Linked DNA regions of Homo sapiens: region 1 is linked to region 2. A link is an interaction called in ENCODE POLR2A ChIA-PET data of the cell type or tissue named here. Cell type or tissue: Panc1. All regions are shown on one strand. Links, peaks and the distances in the headings refer to the core of each region. The heading gives the core; the rest is flanking DNA.

Region 1 (8,687 bases), core at 389-8,388, 370 kb after region 2:
TGGGTGCCCAGTAGATAGTAGGGACTCCATAATTTTTTACTGTAACTTGATTTAAGAGAATTAGAAAGACCCAGGGAATCTGTGGAGAGGACACTCAAAAGGAAAAATTTAATATTTATGATTGATCATTGTTTTGCTAATTAAGTGAATGTAACTATTATATACAAAATATCAGAAGCTTCAGAGGTGAAAGACCTGGGTTCCAGTAACAATAGCTACTACCTAGCTCTGTAAGTAAGTTGGTTTATCATTTCTATAAAAGGAGGGTGTTAGGCAAGATTAGGCTTTCTAGATCTTATTTTAATTTTTAATTTATTTTAAATGGCTCTTTAAAATATGAATTTTATTTTTTAAATCCACATATGTAATATGTTTATCCATTCATATTTAGTAAGAAACATTTGATGAGAAGCTAACACTGTACAAGGCACTGCCATAGCCATAGGGTATATGAAGACAGCAGTCCTTGTCCTAAAAAATCCTGCAGGGGAGATAGATAAATATAGGTACCCAAACAGTAAACAATGACCACATGAGACTTCAGAAAATAGTCAACTCATTCATATAAGAGGAAAAGAGAGTCATCTATGTGTTTACTCAGTTACTCATACAATTTTTTTGAATTTCTATTGAATGTTGGGTATTGTGATAACTGCTGTGATATTCATGGAATTTATAAGCAGAGTTTTTCAGAAGAAATTGGATGTACTTTCTGAAGAGAGAAATGTAGGCCGAAAACAAATGCTTTGGGATTTGAAGTCATGCAGACAGATGAGCTTCTGGGGAACTCCAACATTTAAGGAGCGGGCAGAAGAAATGTGCTCCCAAATAATTCTGAAAAAGAGATTTTAAGGAAGTGAGGGAAATATAGGAGTTATTTGGGTTGTGGAAGCCCTGATAGCAGAGGGTTTCTTAAAGGGAAAATGAGCAAATGGTTGTGGGAAATATTATAAGATGTGAATTTAACCACTGGAAGTATTTTGATATCCGTAAGAAGAGTCTTAGTGAACGGGTCAGGGTGGAAAAAATGTTAAAGTGTGTTGAAGAATAAACAGCACATATATAGAAATGTTTAGAAATCCAGCCAGAGTAAATTATTGCTTTAAAAATTTGATTGTGAAGGCAGGACAAGATTGTGTAATGTTCTGATGGAGAGCATTAGATAGAATGTTCAGAGGATCAAAGACACGGAGATTAGATTCCAGACTTTAGAGTGTTTGTCTAGCTGTCTCCTAATTCTTTACTATATCCCTTCAGGATAGAAATATCCAAACTTTTATTTTAATTTCTGTGGTTGGTGCTATTTAATCTACTCAACCAGTACTTAGGTAACATTTTAAGGGCTTTTGCTACTGCTCTGAAATGCTTTTGCATTTCACCAGGAGTTAGCAAGACTTACAGTCAAACGATGATGTATGTATTGAAATGTGTGCCTTGAATAAGGTCATGTGTCTTTGTAGAATCTACTCTAGGGATTTTTTTCTTCCTATGAAAGAGTAATGAAGCAGCTTCCTTTTGTGGAAATTTGGCAGAGCTCAGTTAAAGCTCTCATAGTAAAAACTATGATTCAAATATTTGTCCCCTCCAAAAGTCATGCTGAAACTTAAACCTCAATGTGGTAATATTGAGAGCCAGGGGTTTTAACAGGACTCTGCTCTCATGAATGCATTAATCATGAATAAATGGATTAATGGGTTATCATGGGAAGATAACTGGTGGTTTCATAAGAAAAAGAAGAGAGATCTGAGCTGGTATACTAGTATGCTCAGTCCCCTACCAAGCAATACCCTGTGCCACCTGGGACCCTCCAGAGAGTTCACACCAGGAAGAAGGCTCTTATCAGATTCAGTCCCCTGATTTTGGACTTCTCAGCCCCCATAACTGTAAGAAATAAATTCCTTTTCTTTTAAATTACCCAGTTTCAGGTTTTCTGTTATAAGCAACAGAAAATAGACTAAAACAGTAAGCCCAAGAATTTTGAAAAACTTCTATAGTGAATTCTGACCTAGTTAACATTTATTTAGTGATATATCTTCAGCTCTTTTTCTTCATCCTTCCCTAGGGAATGAATTGCAGAGGTATATGAGCTAAAATATTTCCCTGATTTCAGCTTTAACCTAATATACTGATCTCCAACTCAGAAGAACCTGTGGTTTGGATGCAATACAGTCTGTAGTTTTTGAAAACAAGATGATAACCACTGTGAGGGGAGCCTATAGCCTTCTGGTCTCTGGAGAGGTCAGATCAGCAGAAAGGCTGTTAGTACAAACACAGCTGAGCCTTCAGCTGGCTTGCCTTGCCAGGAGGCTTTTTTTTTTTTTTTTTTTTTTTTTTTGGTCTGTTCCTAGGGACAATACTGCTTCTGCTTCTGGATAGCGCTTTTTTTTTCTTTTTTCCCTGAACACATTCCACCCCTCCCCAACTTTAATAGTTTAACCAATCTCACATGGCAAAAGTATCACAGCTTTTGACTAGGCACAATTCCTGTTTCTCCACAGGAGACATTCTCATGGCAGCACTTGCCTCATTTCCATTTGTCTTCCTGGAATCTCACATCCTACATTTGTGCAAATCACTCAGATGTGTCTGCCAGTCTTCTTGCTAGGAAGCAGGTACTTTACTCTCCCAGTGTTGAGACATCTAAGAAAGCAGCTCTTGTTATTAGATACCTTTTTAAAGGGAGAAACTGTTCATTTTGGACTGCAATTCTTATCTCTTAAAAGGAAGAAACTGAAGTATAAAAGAACTGAGTTTTACATTTAGTTATTACATTATATTGAAGCTGATTCAAAAGGCACATGTTAAGGGATCTATGCGAAGACTATGAAAATAATAATGTGAATCTAGTTAAATGTTGTGTCATTTTGAAAAATATGAATTATAACTTAGTAAAGGCAGACTTGGTGAGACTTAGGGTATGGCAGCCAAATCCCATAAGGTTAGAAAAATTGATAGATTTGCTTTGCTCTTACCAATGGAATTTGGTCAGTGAATTTCTTATTTTAACTCGGGTAGTAAGAGTCAGCCTTTACTGAAACACTACAGAGTGCTACAAAATGATGAAACTATGAGTCTGTATTCTAAAGGAAAAATGACCTGTTTTTTTGGAGTCTCATGTGTCACTGAAGAAGGCTCCAAGAATATGCAGCAAAAAAATAATTGTGAGGGAGAAGATGTAATCGTGGTGTGTCGGGGTGGCAACATTTATCTTTTTAAGAGGTGGTAGACTTAGGTAGGGTTTAGCATGAACACAACTGGGATAAGTCCCCCGATAATCTCAGAAACCTTTAATTCATACATTTTGTGAGAATGTAACATGAGATGGAGATTGAGGTCTCTGAGGTGGGCAATGGGTACCATAGTGAGAGAAAATAATGGATGTCTTAGTCTTATTTGTAAACGTTGCTTGTCATTACACTTTTGGGGGTAGGTTGGAGGTAGCAGGATAGCCTGAAATATGGTATAGATGCAATGTGAGTTTATTATTTTATCATTATCTATTACTTTTTTATTACTTGTTCATGTTTAGTTAGAGTTAATAATGTTTACCTTGGGAGCTTGTTGCTGTTTGCTTTGGAAAATTAATTCTGTTTACAAATTGGGTTTGGCATGAAATGAATCTAGTTTTAGAATTAAGAATAATTTATTCCTGTCCCCAGTTTCATTGATGAAGAAATTGAAGTTCAAAGAGACTGAGTGACTGGTCCAGGGACATACAAAAATTTGTTGGCTAAGAAGGCAATAAATTGGTAATGTGATTCTCCATTCAGTACTTTTTCTACTGCTTCATATTTGCCATACACCCTAAATGATTTAGTCGTGTGTGTGTTTGTATGCATGTGTGTGCATTTGTGTGTGTGAGTCAGGTGTGTGCCATAAAGTTGATCATATTGCATGTGCCCCATGATACTTGTGTAGAAGGATTTCTAATACCAGAAGAGTATCTACTGCTAAAATTACTAAATTTCTAAGTAGTAAGGGGGGCTATTAAATAACACAAAACTGTACTTGAAAGTGAGATCACTTTTCTGCCTATAGATATTTCACTAAACTTTTATATACACAAATACAGATTTGCTTTAAGGAAAAAATAATTATGTATTTTAGACTTTATATCTATAGTTTTTCTTCCTTCCTTCCTTCCCTCCTTCTCTTTCTTTCTTTCTTTCTTTCTTTCTTTCTTTCTTTCTTTCTTTCTTTCTTTCTTTCTTCCTTTCTTTCTTTCTTTTTCTTTTTTCTTCTTTTTTCTTTCTCTTTCTTTCTTTCTTTTCCTTCCTTCTCTTCTCTTCTCTTCTCTCTCCCTCCCTTCCTTCCTTCCCTTCTTACTCTCTCCATGAAATGGTATCAAAATGGCAGAGTGACTGGCCTAAGTCTAGCCTGGTATTTAGTACAGAGCTGGTGGTCAGTAAATATTTGTTGCTTTTACTGATGCTCATATAGCTTCATGCCAAGTTTTGAGTTCAAAATATGAATTCAAATAGGGACCAGATGGTTGATGCTTAAATACTCTACTCATAGGGTAGAGATGTAAGGACCTGGGATGCAGACATTAAGGGAAGGTGAGGGGTGGAGCTGCATAGGGAAAATGTTGTTATATGATACAGATAAAGTTCCCTAGGGAATCTCTTGGAGCTTCCCTCAGAAGAATAGATGAAAAGTCTGTCTGAGCATGGCAACAACTCCCAGTTTCTCCTCTTCTCTGATGGTTTATCTTTCCTGGCTTTTTGATAAGATCCCCAGGAAGAGAGTGTAAGACAGTTGCATTTCTTTTGGAAGGAAGCTTTCTTGGTCAAATAAGGAAATTCCAGAGAGCATCCCTCCTTACATCTGGAGGGGGCTGGGAACAAGACAAGGTTACGGGGACCTTGGTTCTGAGACACCTTCAAAGGCCTCTACATGTTTAAAGAGCCAGCCTTTGGGGAATCACTTTCTAAGACCCAACAACAGAACCTCTGGCAACATAGTGAAGCACAAGGTTAGCATGACTGGCACGTTCCTCTTTGGCAACATACTGAATTCATGATGTGCATTTCTTGAAATCCCCTCCTTCCATTCTGTTTCTCAAATTTCTAAGTGACCTTCAGTAGATCTAAGGCACCCTGCACCTCCAGCTACTCCCTCTATAGTGCTTCTTTCTTTATAATGTTTCCAGATCATTTTCCATCCCCTCACCTTCTATTTTCATATTCGCTAATAGCAATTGAGTCAGAGTATAAATAACTGTTATAATCATTGCAAAACCATATTTATTTCTTAAAATATTCCTTTTCTTTAAGAATGAGGATTATGTTACCATGGGAATTTCCTGCATCAAATAACCGGGAGATATTTGGACTAAGCATCACTCAAGAATGGACAGCAGCCTGTTGTGTCCTTCATTACAGAGTTCCTTGACTTCCTACCTGAAGAGGCAAAAAAAGAAGTGCCATCATTGATTTTGGAAAGGGCTATGGGGATCATCTCTTCTTTTAATCTGAACATTCCTGGAAATGAGATTCTGAAATATAGCCACTGCCCTAATCTCCTAGAAGTAATAGTTTTGGCAAAAACTAAAAGTAAAGTCTCTATTTCCTTTACAAATAATGGGTTAAGATAAAGTACTTTATCCCTATTATAGCTAAAATGGTGGCATTATGAAATTGTTTTATTGAAATGAAAGAGAAAGGTGTGGTAAAATTATTACATACATAAAGTGTGGGTGTGTCTATATTTGTATGGAATGGGAAGAAGTGATAGGCAGAATAATAGCCCTCAAAGATGTCCATGCTCTTATCCTTAGAATATGTAAATATGTTACTTTACATGGCAAAAGGGACTTTGCAAGTGTGGTTAAGATTAAAGACATTGAGAGGAGGAGGTCATCCTGGGTTATTCTGATGGTCCTAATATAAGCACATAATTCCTTCAAAGCCGAGAACCTTCCTGGCTGTAGAAAACAAGGGAAATGATAGCATGAGAAGGACTCAACCTGCAGTTACTGGCTTTGAAGTTGCAAGAAGGGATCACAAGCCAAGGAATGTGGGCAGAAGCCAGAAAGCTGGAAAAGGGAAGGAAACAAATTCTACCCAAGAGCCTCTAGAAATTAATAAAGTCTAGCTGATAACTTGCTTTAAGCCCAGTGATACCCATGTTGAACTTCTGACCTGAAGAACTGTGAGAGAAGGATTTGTTGAGAAGGTTGCTGACATTTTAAGTGAATTATGATCAACTACTGATGAGGTTAGTAGCAATAGTTAACACTTTTATAATGCCTCATATACACTAGGCATTTTTATAAGCATATTGTATAGTCCATTCTCACACTGCTATAAAGATACTACCAGAGATTGGGTAATTAATAAAGAACAGAGGTTTACTTGACTCACAGTTCCACATGGCTGGGAGGCCTCAGGAAACCTAAAATCACGGTGGAAGGTGAATGGGAAGCAAGGCACGTCTTACACGGCAGCAGGAGAGAGAGAGAACATGAAGAGGGAACTGCCAAACACTTAAAACCATCAGCTCTCATGAGAACTCACTCACTATCATGAGAACAGCATGGAGAAAATCATTCTTGTGACCCAGTCACCTCTCAACAGCTCCCTTCCTTGACACCTGTGGTTTACAATTCCAAATGAGATTTGGGTCAGGACACAGAGCCAAACCATATCACATATTAAACCTCAAGAATCTAATGTCTTCTCATTCTTAACATAATTTTGCAGAAGATAAAACCAAGACAGAGAGATAAATTAACCTGCCCAAGATCATACAGTTGGGATATGGTGGAGCCAGAATTTGAACTCGGACCATATGGCTGCATTGTGTAGCTTTAGAATCAGGTTACAGTGTTGGTGGTCTTAGTCGCTACATCATAATTTATTATTACTCCCCTTTTACACATGGTGTATTAGTCTGCTCTCATGCTGCTAATAAAGACATATCTGAGACTGGGTAATTTATAAAGAAAAAGAGATTTAATGAACTCATAGGTCCACATGGCTGGGGAGGCCTTATAATCATGATGGGAAAGTGAAGGAGAAGCAAAGTCATATCTTACGTGGCAGCAGGCAAGAGAGCGTGTGCAGGGGAACTGCCCCTTATAAAACCATAAGATCTCGTGAGACTTATTCACTAATACGAGAACAGCATGGGATAAATCACCCCCCCGATTCAATTACTTCCCACCAGGACCCTCCCATGACATATGGGGAGGTACAGTTCAAGATGTGACTTATAGGAGGTACAGTTCAAGATGAGATTTGCGTGGGGACACAGCCAAACAATATCAGATGGCAAAACCAAAGTGACAAGAATCTGGTTTCTTGCCCAGATTCACACAGCCAGTGTAGAAACTATGACTGCTCATTTCATCACAAATGTCCTTTCTTCCTTCATTTCTTTCTTCCTTATCTCTTTCTTTTTAAGAAACAGGAAGCTTTGGAATAAGGAAAATGTGTTGTCTACTTATTTATCTAAATGTCAGAGAAAAGGAGACTTTCATGCTGAAACGATGTTCTTAGCTCATTAGAAAGTATGGCAAAATAGTCTGTGATCAAATAGGTGGAATTTTAGTCATGTTGCATTTTCTATCAACACATTTATTCCTCAAATATGAAATAAACAGTTTTAATGTATGCAAAGAATTTGTGCTTTCTATAAGCTATTTTTGAAATACAGAATGTAGAATGAAAACTATCATTCTACATTTATTCCCCAGAGAGAATCATTTTCTTTTTTCCTACTCCTCTCTTTGCTGCACATATATTTTATAGTTGAAATTTAACTATTTATACAATTTAGTACCCTGTTTTTCCATTTAGTAGGGCAACATAAACATACCCTCATATGAATGTGAACTCTCCATGAGTATTTCTTCCAATGGGTATATTGTATTGCATATTAAGTAGCATAACCACTTAACCATTCTTCTACTACTGGAATGTAAGAATATTGCTACAATCTCACCAGTATCTTAATTTTAAAAACTGCTATTCTACTGTGCAGAAAATATTTTATTAAAATAATTGCCTCTTTAGATTTTTCACACTCATCTTCTCAGTGTGAAACTAAACAAAACAAAATAATTATCACCCACTTATTTTGTAGAAAACAACAGCCCTCACTTAAGATGAAATCATAGAGTGGCTGCAGAAAAATGGGATTGCATGTTGACTCTAACTGAACCAGAAGCTAAGCCTACATATTTCATGAAGAAACTGAATGTGGGGGAAAATATGATGTAAACTTGGGAGCTACTAATGAGGACAAATTAAGAGAAAAGGTCAGTTTGCCAAGATCTTGGAATACCACAAATAGAGTGAGAATTAAATAATTCAAGTCTGGAGAGTTATTTTATTTTATGTGTAGTTAGTTACCTTTTCGTTTGCTTTAATTTGTTGCCTCTTAATTAGTATTCCTTATTGAATCAGAATCATAGGTTATCATTATAATAAGGAGGCTAGTTTGCTAACTCTATGAATGTGGTTTTATTTTTGGACTCCTGCTTTAGGCACTCCTTCAGTTTTGTTGTTTTATTTTTGCAGACCCAAGATAACAACGCTGTAGTTATCTTGAGATGTTAGATTAACTGTTAGAAATGCAGACTCTGAAGGCAGATACGAGTTAAAAATTTGCTCTTATGTTTACCAACTGTGCATCCTCGGACAAGTTATCTAACTCTTCAAAACCTCAGTTTCTTTATTTAG
Region 2 (8,687 bases), core at 196-8,195:
CAAAAAGGCTTGTTGGAACCTGGTGACTGGGTGTTCTCGAAATGTCTTCAAAGAAAGACTGCTCTTGAATCCCACTGGAAAGGACCATACCAAGTGCTCCTGACTACAGGCATAGCAGCTAAACTCAAAGGTGTTGACCCCTGGATTCACATCTCCCTCATAAAAGACCACCTCCTGATGCCACCTGCTTCTCTTCTTAAGCCACAGACCTTAAAAAATCAGGTTAACCAGGATAAGAAGCTGATGACTTCACACTGTGGATGGCTTTTCCCAAGACATCAGAAAAAGATCCTCCATCATAATAAGATTCTTATCCCTCTTAATTTTTCCTTTCTTATGCCTTTTCCGCTAGGCAGGATAATACTGTCATAACCAGTTGCTTCTGTAGGTAACTTCACAGAGTGTTGGATCTGTCCTGCCAAACCCAAATCTTTACATAACTTAAAAGATCTTTTAATCTACTCAGTGGCTAACTTAAAAACACCCCGAACACAACTGCTTGTTTAAATTGTGCTACTGGTCCCTCTTATAGAGTCAGATTTCTAGACCCACTTGTTCTCTCTCCCTGTTTTAATTTAATCCAGTCATGGGATACAAGAACCAAGTCCAAATGAGTGTATCATAAGACAGGATTGTACCAAAAGCCTGAATAGAGTTTATTTCAAACTGACTTAGTGCAAACATATTAGTTTTTTAACCTTGGCTAGAAACTGCTAAATCCACCATTCCAAGCAATATATCCACAAACAACAGAACTGGGAAGCAGTCCTTATGTGCACCCACAGGGTGTATCATTATTTGTGGATAACTCTGTGGCCAACCTTATACACAGGCAACCTCATGCCTTGACAGGTAGAGGATGAAGGGTCAATGTGGGCTAAAAATCTAAATGGTAAGTTGTCACTCCATAATCCAGAAGTGGAATACTGGCTCACTCCTTACCTATGTCATAGATTAAAGAGAACACTGCCAAGAGGCATTAACCCTTTTGGATCGGCTTTGTTAGGTCCCTTTTCCTATGGCTTAGAGTAATACAAATGAAGTAATGATTAGAATTTATCCCGCGAAATAGCCTCTATAGAAGATTCTACTGCAATGCTATAGCTGCACAAGACTTCTTTGAATTCTCTTGTTAAAGTTATACTAGGTATTAACAGAATTGCTCTAGATTTCTACTGGTCAAAGAGCGAGGAGTCTTTGCAGTTGGTAACACTTATTGTTGCACATGGATAAATTCCGGTATTATAGAGACTCAGTTGCAAAAAAAATTAAACAGGCTACTTGGTTAAAATAAGTGGATTCTTTGTCTTTCTCGTTCTTTGATCTGTCCAATTTCAGTGGGTTTGGTTCATGGGAACTTTGATTAAGAATCACATTCCAAACTCTTGGTATTATCTTTCTGATAGTCATAATGGTAGTCTCCCTAGTGTGCTGCATTCTCTCAAAAGTTTTAAATGACTGCATGCAGCAATCTGCTGAATGTCAATGATCTCTCTCCAGCTGATATGATAAAAACTCAAAGAAACCTATGATAATGAGGACACCTAACCTATTAATGACATGTTGAGACTGGAAACCCAGAATGATAGTAACTGAGAGTAGCGTTAATGCCCTAAGTTTTGGTCACACTCTCACTTAGGTGAAAGCTTACTGAAAGGACAGAATTGTTAAATAATATTTACAACAGGACGTTGTTTTAGACGGAGCTCCTCCACTAGGCCCGAAGAGATCAAACCAAAAGGGAGTCACTCATGCTCAGTGCCACATAATCAGTCTGAAACTGTAAGGAACTAGTTCAAAGACCAAACTAGTTTTTCCTGAAAACAGGAGATTTGCTGCAACAGGAAAGGGCTTAGTAAACCTAAGCTGGCATAAGTAGCCCCTTCTGCTTTAACACTTAAAAGTAACCTTAAGTAATCTGATGTTAACCAACAGACTTTTAAAAATACTCTGTTTCCTTGTTTCCACCTTACAAAAACCAACTATTCTGCCATGCCTAGGGCATGGCATTCTATTTTATGGAATGAGATGCTACCCAATTTCAGAATTGCTAATAAAAGCCAATTTGATATTTAAACTAAATTTGTCGAAATTTTTTCTTTTGACATCGGTGTGGTCAGGAAAGTCTGTTGCACACACAACTTGTTAATAACTTTTTTTTTGGAAATAGCAATTTTATATTTTGAGGCTATATTGCCTTGGCTGTATTACACTCAAAACATACAATATGGAGCCACATTTTATTATTCAAAATTGTTACAAAGATTTAAATTTAAATTTATGTGACATTCAAACTTCTCTATGAAATACACTCCCAATCTAACATTGTTCCAGTATGATGTGATCTACTTAATGTACTCTATTTAATATGTAAGTAAAATATCTGATTTCTAAGAAATCAATGTGATGAAAAGAGATAATTGATAGGTTACAACAGAGATTACATGCAAATGTGCACATACACACAGAACTTCAGCCTACAAGTAAGCACTGTCCCCTTTGTAGTAGACTTCTGGGAAGGTTGCAAATTCTAACAATGTCTGTCATTATTTTAAACTATTTTTAAACTGCCCTTTTAAAACTGCCTTCGTAGCCATCAGGACAATCCTTTAAATATCCTTAATAGTGGTAAAATCTTGAAGGTAGAACTGAGTTTTACAACCATGTAGAAATCATTCTGCCAAATTTAGCAAAGAAAATAGGTACTCAAGCTGAATTAGTTTTTTGATTAAAAAATAGAAACAAAAACAAGTGTTTATGAATGTTATCATGAAATGTTTTTATTTTGCTTGTAAATTGACTAGAAATTTCAAAAAATACAAAATAATTATGAATGGCAGCAGCACTACTGGAATAAGTTTTTAGCCTCCTGAGGTGACTACTTGGAATGACCACTCTCTAAAAATATAAACGACAGCACGTTTAAGGAGGGAAAATGTTTCAAGACTCTGCAATCACATTTCAAAGTTACAAAGCTGCTTTCTTCCGTGGAGTTCAAACTACTTTCGAGATATTACTTCATTAATTCCCCAAATATCCCTATGAAGGAAAGGACACATCACCATTCTTTTTTCAGATGGCCAAATGGAGGTGGTATAAGGGAGAGAGAACTGTGTTTATTCCATGAAAGCAACAATTAAGTCTAAGCACACTGTCCCCTTGTACTATGTAGTTAGCAAAATTTAAGCGAAATTTTTAATCTTTATGCTCCTTAATGAAAAAGACATTGTAAGAGTAAAAAGCATTATCATTCAGGTAGCTATGTCATATTACAGAAATATATTAAAATGATTAATTTATTGCATTCTTGCCTGGAAGAATTCCTGCTTCATGTATGAGGTGCTTATTAAAGAGGCTGGTGTCGGTCCTCAGACACACTCAAAAAAGTGCTAATTAAGTCTATTTTATCAAGAAAGAAATCTTGTTGATTTTTTCAATATTATTTTTTGAATTTTCGAAGAAAAAATCTTCACTTTGAAAAACCAAACACACAAAAAATGAAAGAGAGGAAGAAAAATGGGGTAATAAAATACCATTGACAAAACTAAGAGCAAACCCTAGGGAAACTGGTAAATTGTTGATGGTTCCAGAGAGATAAAGTACAACATAACACGTACACAATTACGAGATAATTTTTCATTACAATAATTAAAATGACTATTCTCCTAAATTTTTGATTCTTTATGAGAAAAAACTTACTCAAATATTCCGGGAAACCTAACAGCTCGCCTCCTCGATTCTACTTATTAAATAAATATTTAGAGTTTCTGCCATTGTCACCAAAGTATCTTTGGGCTGCCAGTGGCACTACATTTATACAAGAGACGAAAGTCTGACAGATAAAAGACAACGGAATTTTACTTCTTTCTACGACTCAAATGATACCACTCATTTGAAACTGAAGTGTTTATGATCTTTCAAGTATCACTTTTAGGGGTACTATAACAGGAGTCTGAAAGGAATTGACTCTATTTTTTAAGAAAGGTTTTAACAATTAATGAGTATATAAAAATACAATGAGCATCAGACCGTCCATCTTTGAGAGCTAAATTTTGTTTGAGACTAAGAGACCAACTGGACCAAGGACAACTCTAGTCAGACAAGTTCTAATCACAGATTCCACAAGGATTGACTGCTTAGTTTTGATATAATCACTTTGCCTCTTGGGTGCCTCAGCTGTCTGGTCTATAAAATGGGATAATAGTAACCCGACCGCATAATGCTCCTTTGAAGTTAACTAATGAATGCTCTCACAGATACACTTACAACTGTTAGATGCTACGAAAATAATGAGCACTATCTCGAAAAAAAACAAGGTGGAATATATGTGTTAGTGTTCATAACAGCACTAGTAATTTCCCACCAAAGGACCATCTCCCCACCTCCGCCCGATGGATTTCAGAGCTTATGACCTCTGCCTAGCAGAAAGTCGTACACTCCGGACCCAAGGCTGCAACAAAAGCGACTGCGACGCCGATACTGAAATGGGCTAGACAAAGGAAAGTGGAACCGTGCAGAGGGAATCGGCCGTGGAAGGGGCTGTGTGGTCCCCACAAGCTCCGAAATTAAACAAGACGCAGTTCCCCACCTCAGACCTGGAGAGGGTTCAGTACTGGACCCCTGGCACCCACCCCACCTTCCCCGGCCTCCTCCGCCACACCTACAGCGCCTCGCCTCCAGGACTCAGCTTTTTCGACCCTGTGTAATTCCAACCTCCAGGTGGGCGCGCCCCGAGGCCGCTCCGAGAGCCTCAGGTGCGAAAGTTAAGCCGCGGCCGCGTCACCTGAGGCCCGCCGGGCGAGAGGCGGCCAGGCCAGCGGCAACCCTAGCCCAGCCCCTTGGCACGTCCCCGCCTGGGCCAACGTGGGGGCCCGGGCCACCGCGGCTGGGTAGGGCCCGGCCGAGGCCAGGTCCCTCCGAGAGGCGCCGCCGCCGCGCCCCGCCCGACTCCGACCCGCCGGCCTTTACCTGTATCCACGTCCCGGAGCCTCCGGCTTCGCGCCCCGTCCCGGCGCTCCCGGCCGCCAGCAGCCAGGCTCTGAGGACTCGCTGCGGCTCCGGCGGCGGCGATGCCGGTTCGGCGAGACGGGAAGCGACAGGAGCCAAACCCCGCGGAAAGCGCTCGAGCTGTGCCTGCAGCCCCGACCCCGCGGCCTCGGACGTGGCGCCCCGGCGCTCGCCCGCCACAGCCAGCGGCCCTGCTCGCCCCACGTCTGCGGGTTCCCACCCGAGCCGCGCGTGGGCGGCGCCGGGCTTTGACCCCGCGCAGGCAGACAAGCGCCGCGGGCCAGACGGAACCGTGGGAAAGTTTTTCTCCCTTGTCATCCCCTTACCAGAGCCACAGAAATTATCCCTGTGGTCTCCCTTGTCCTCACTCGGCCTTTTCTGGAGTTAAGAGATCCAAGCCAACTACTGGGTCTGTTCCCTGCTAAAATCTTAGGCCGGCGTCCCATCCACCCATCCCCATGCCTAGGACTTTTAAGCTGGCAACGCTACCTGGGTTTAGTTTTCCCTTCGTATATCACTATCTTCGTTGCTTACCTTCTTGTGCCTAAAGTTCCACCGATGTGCAAGGAGATTAACCACTAAAGTGCACCTGACACTACTCTTGACAAATTGCAGTTGGGAGGTGAGTTGATGACTGGCGGTAAATCAAAAGTGCTTATTTAGGGAGTGAGGGGGCCGCGTGCAGTAAATGTTGACTTGCAGGTGCCTCATAGATGATCAAACGACTATAAATAAGATTCGGAATATAAAAAGCAAGTTTTATTAGTTGGCTTGAGGAGAGGGAAGGGAGCTAGGAGGGAACCTCAAAAAAAATATACAGCTTTGTTTCTCTGCTAGATACAGAAATTTTTATTTGCCTGAAGTGGCTTACTTGGAAACTTGTCCTAAGATTAGGGCTGTATGCAGTGACTTCCCATCTGGAAATACAAGGAAATAAAGAACAAAATGAAAGACATCACGAGAAAACTACAGACCAATATACCTTATGCATAGTAACATAAAAATCCTCAACAAAATACTAGCAAGCCAAACCCAGCAACATTTTAAAAAATTATACAACATGACCAAGTAGGATTTATCTCAGGAATGCAAGTTTGGTGTGACATACAAAATTAATGTAACACACTACTTTAAATAGACTAAATGTAAAAACCACATGATCATCTCAAAAGATGAAGGAAAAGCAATTGACAAAATCTAACACCCTTTCTTGATATAAACACTTCAACTAGGAATAAAAGGAAACTTCTTCAACCTAATAAAGAGCCTCTGAAAAATCCATAATTAACATCATACTTAATCTTGAAAGAATGAACATTTTCACCTAAAATCAGGAATAAGACAAGGATGTCAATTGTTGCTACTTCTATTCAACATTATAGTGGAGGCACTAGCCAGGGCAGTTAGGCAAGGAAAGGTGGAATATCTAACAGCTAGTAGAACAAAGAGAAGAAAGATAATTACCAAAGAAAACGAGGACAACAGTTCTCAGAGCTAAAGGACAGAAGCACATGAGCTCTCAGTTTAATGGATAAAAATTTTCTATAACCAAGTTGTGAAATTTCAAACCACATGAGTCAGAGAGATCTTAACTTTCATGGAGGAAAAAATAGGAGGTGATTTATGAAGATTTAGAAATCAGAATGGCATTGGATTCTCAACAGAAACATAAATAAAAGATAAATTCTGAGAAAAAAATGATTTCCAATTTTGAAATTGATGAAGTATGAGGTTTAAAAAGACATTTTCAAATATACAAAGGTTTAAATAGTATTTTCATGCATTCTTTCTCAGGAAGCAATTGGAGGATGTATTCTATAACAAAGTGGTTAGACAGAGAATCTGATAGAAAAGAGAAGTGAAGGTGACACCCGCAACAACTGTGGTAGGCAGAATGGCTCCCCCAAAATGTCCACATTCTAATCTCTGGATCCTGCAAAGATGTTACAGTATATAGAAAAGGGACTTTACTGATGTCATAAAAGTGACTGACCCAAATAGGGAGACTATTTCGGATTACCTACGTAGGCCCAGCCTAATCACATGAATCTTTAAAAGCAGAAAACTTTCTCCACCTAGAATCAGAAAGATGAGATGGCAAGAAATGTCAGAGAGCTTTGAAGCCTGAGAGAGACTTGACCTTCCTTTCCGGGAGGGAACCACCCTGGAAACACCCAAGAGGGAGAATGTGGGTAACTTCTAGAGGAAAAGATTGGCCTCCTGGCTGAATTTGCAGTGCTTCCTTTTTAAAGAAATAAACTTTTGGAGGTACAAGATTTATTACAAACAGGACTGAAAGAAGAAAGACAAGATGAAAGTCTTGATGCTTTCTAATTCAGTAATGTAATATAATCTCTTATTTCTGATGAAATCACAGGGATGAACTCAGAGAAATGATAAGGTTGACAAGTTTCACAAATAAAAACACAGGATGCCCAGTTAAAATTGAATTTTGGATAAACAGTGAATTAATTCTTAGTATAAAACACACTAAAAATATTTGGTTACTAAAAGTTAAAATTTAACTGGGTGTCCCATATTTATTGAGCAACCTTAAAAAGTGTAACTTCTGAGCAATGATTCTCAACCTTGGAAGCACATTGGAATAACCTGGAGTGCTTGTGAAAATACCAATGCCCTGTTCTTACTGTGGTACAATTCAATCAGAATTTCTTGATGTGGGATATCAGATGATTCTAAAGAAAAGTCAAGTATGAGAACCCATGACTCTAGAGAGGAATTAATTTGCACAGGTGTGATAAACTAAAAACAACCTCTCCAGTCATTTTACAACCAGAAGTGAAGAAACACTTTTTCCTTTAATAAACATCTTAACAAATATTCATCATCTCAAAGGTACAAACGAAGAGTATGATTTTCAATATTTCAGGAAGATCATTTACATTTTAGTAAAAAGACAGACAAAAACTCAGCTTTATGATTATAAGATACAAAATAAGTACAGATTTATTTTAACTACTAGGTAATTAGTATCTAAATATTAACTAACATTATCTCTCATCACACCGGATATAATGGCTAGCTGAATCTTTAGTCCTCCCAAAGCACCTGTGTCAATAATCTCATTACCTAACGGTTGAATTTTATAACCTCTAGCATAAATTATAATTTCCAACAAGACTGAAATAATAAAAAAATTTAATTTCTTCCTACAAACCCAACATTGTGTGATGCAATTCATGCCATTTGAGGCCCTAGCAGGACATTGGGTGAATTGGAAACAGCAGGAAGTTCAAAATTAGAGGTTTGAGTTAATGCACAGAGGTATGTGAGATTACCAAGAAAAGAGCAGAGAATTATTAGGAAAACCTTAGATTTAGGAGGCAGAGCAGAAGAAAACCTAAAGAAGTTCCTAATAGAAGGACTGGAAACCTAAAGCTTTCTATGCAAGTTTGAAGAGCAAATGCATAGTCGAACTGGACAAAGAGGCTAAAGAGAATGAGAAAAGGCCACTGGATATGCTGACTCTTGAGGCAGTGTAGAATAGCACAGGTGTGGAACTCTTCCTCGGCTTGAGTCTCAAATCTTCCACTTACAAGTGTATAACCTGAGAACAAGTTTCTTAATCTCTCTGTGCCTCAGTTTTTTCATCTGTAAACAGGAGATAATAGTAATATCGTAGAGTTATTGTGAGGTTTTAATGATTTTACCCAAGCAAA

The links. Peaks named below come from ENCODE experiments on the same cell type or tissue, not always from the same donor. Only the 100,000 strongest peaks of a DNase experiment are listed, where the experiment ranks them.
Region 1: POLR2A ChIA-PET joins it to region 2 with 7 read pairs; 2 of 35 experiments call an interaction of 5 or more read pairs at or near these places.

Annotation. Positions count from the first base shown.
Region 1 is chr5:63,797,229-63,805,915 of GRCh38, reverse strand. No RefSeq gene overlaps it. Among named protein-coding and RNA genes, the nearest start is that of HTR1A, 160 kb to the left of the region's middle. In Panc1, for the core only: no CTCF peak of the experiment used is centred there; a DNase peak (open chromatin) is centred at 608.
Region 2 is chr5:64,162,235-64,170,921 of GRCh38, reverse strand. RNF180 (ring finger protein 180) reads right to left here and starts at 5,079. Exons shown (of 8, transcript NM_001113561.2): 1 at 4,969-5,079. In Panc1, for the core only: no CTCF peak of the experiment used is centred there; no DNase peak of the experiment used is centred there; H3K4me3 peaks cover 1,550 bases; H3K27ac peaks cover 1,078 bases; H3K27me3 peaks cover 471 bases.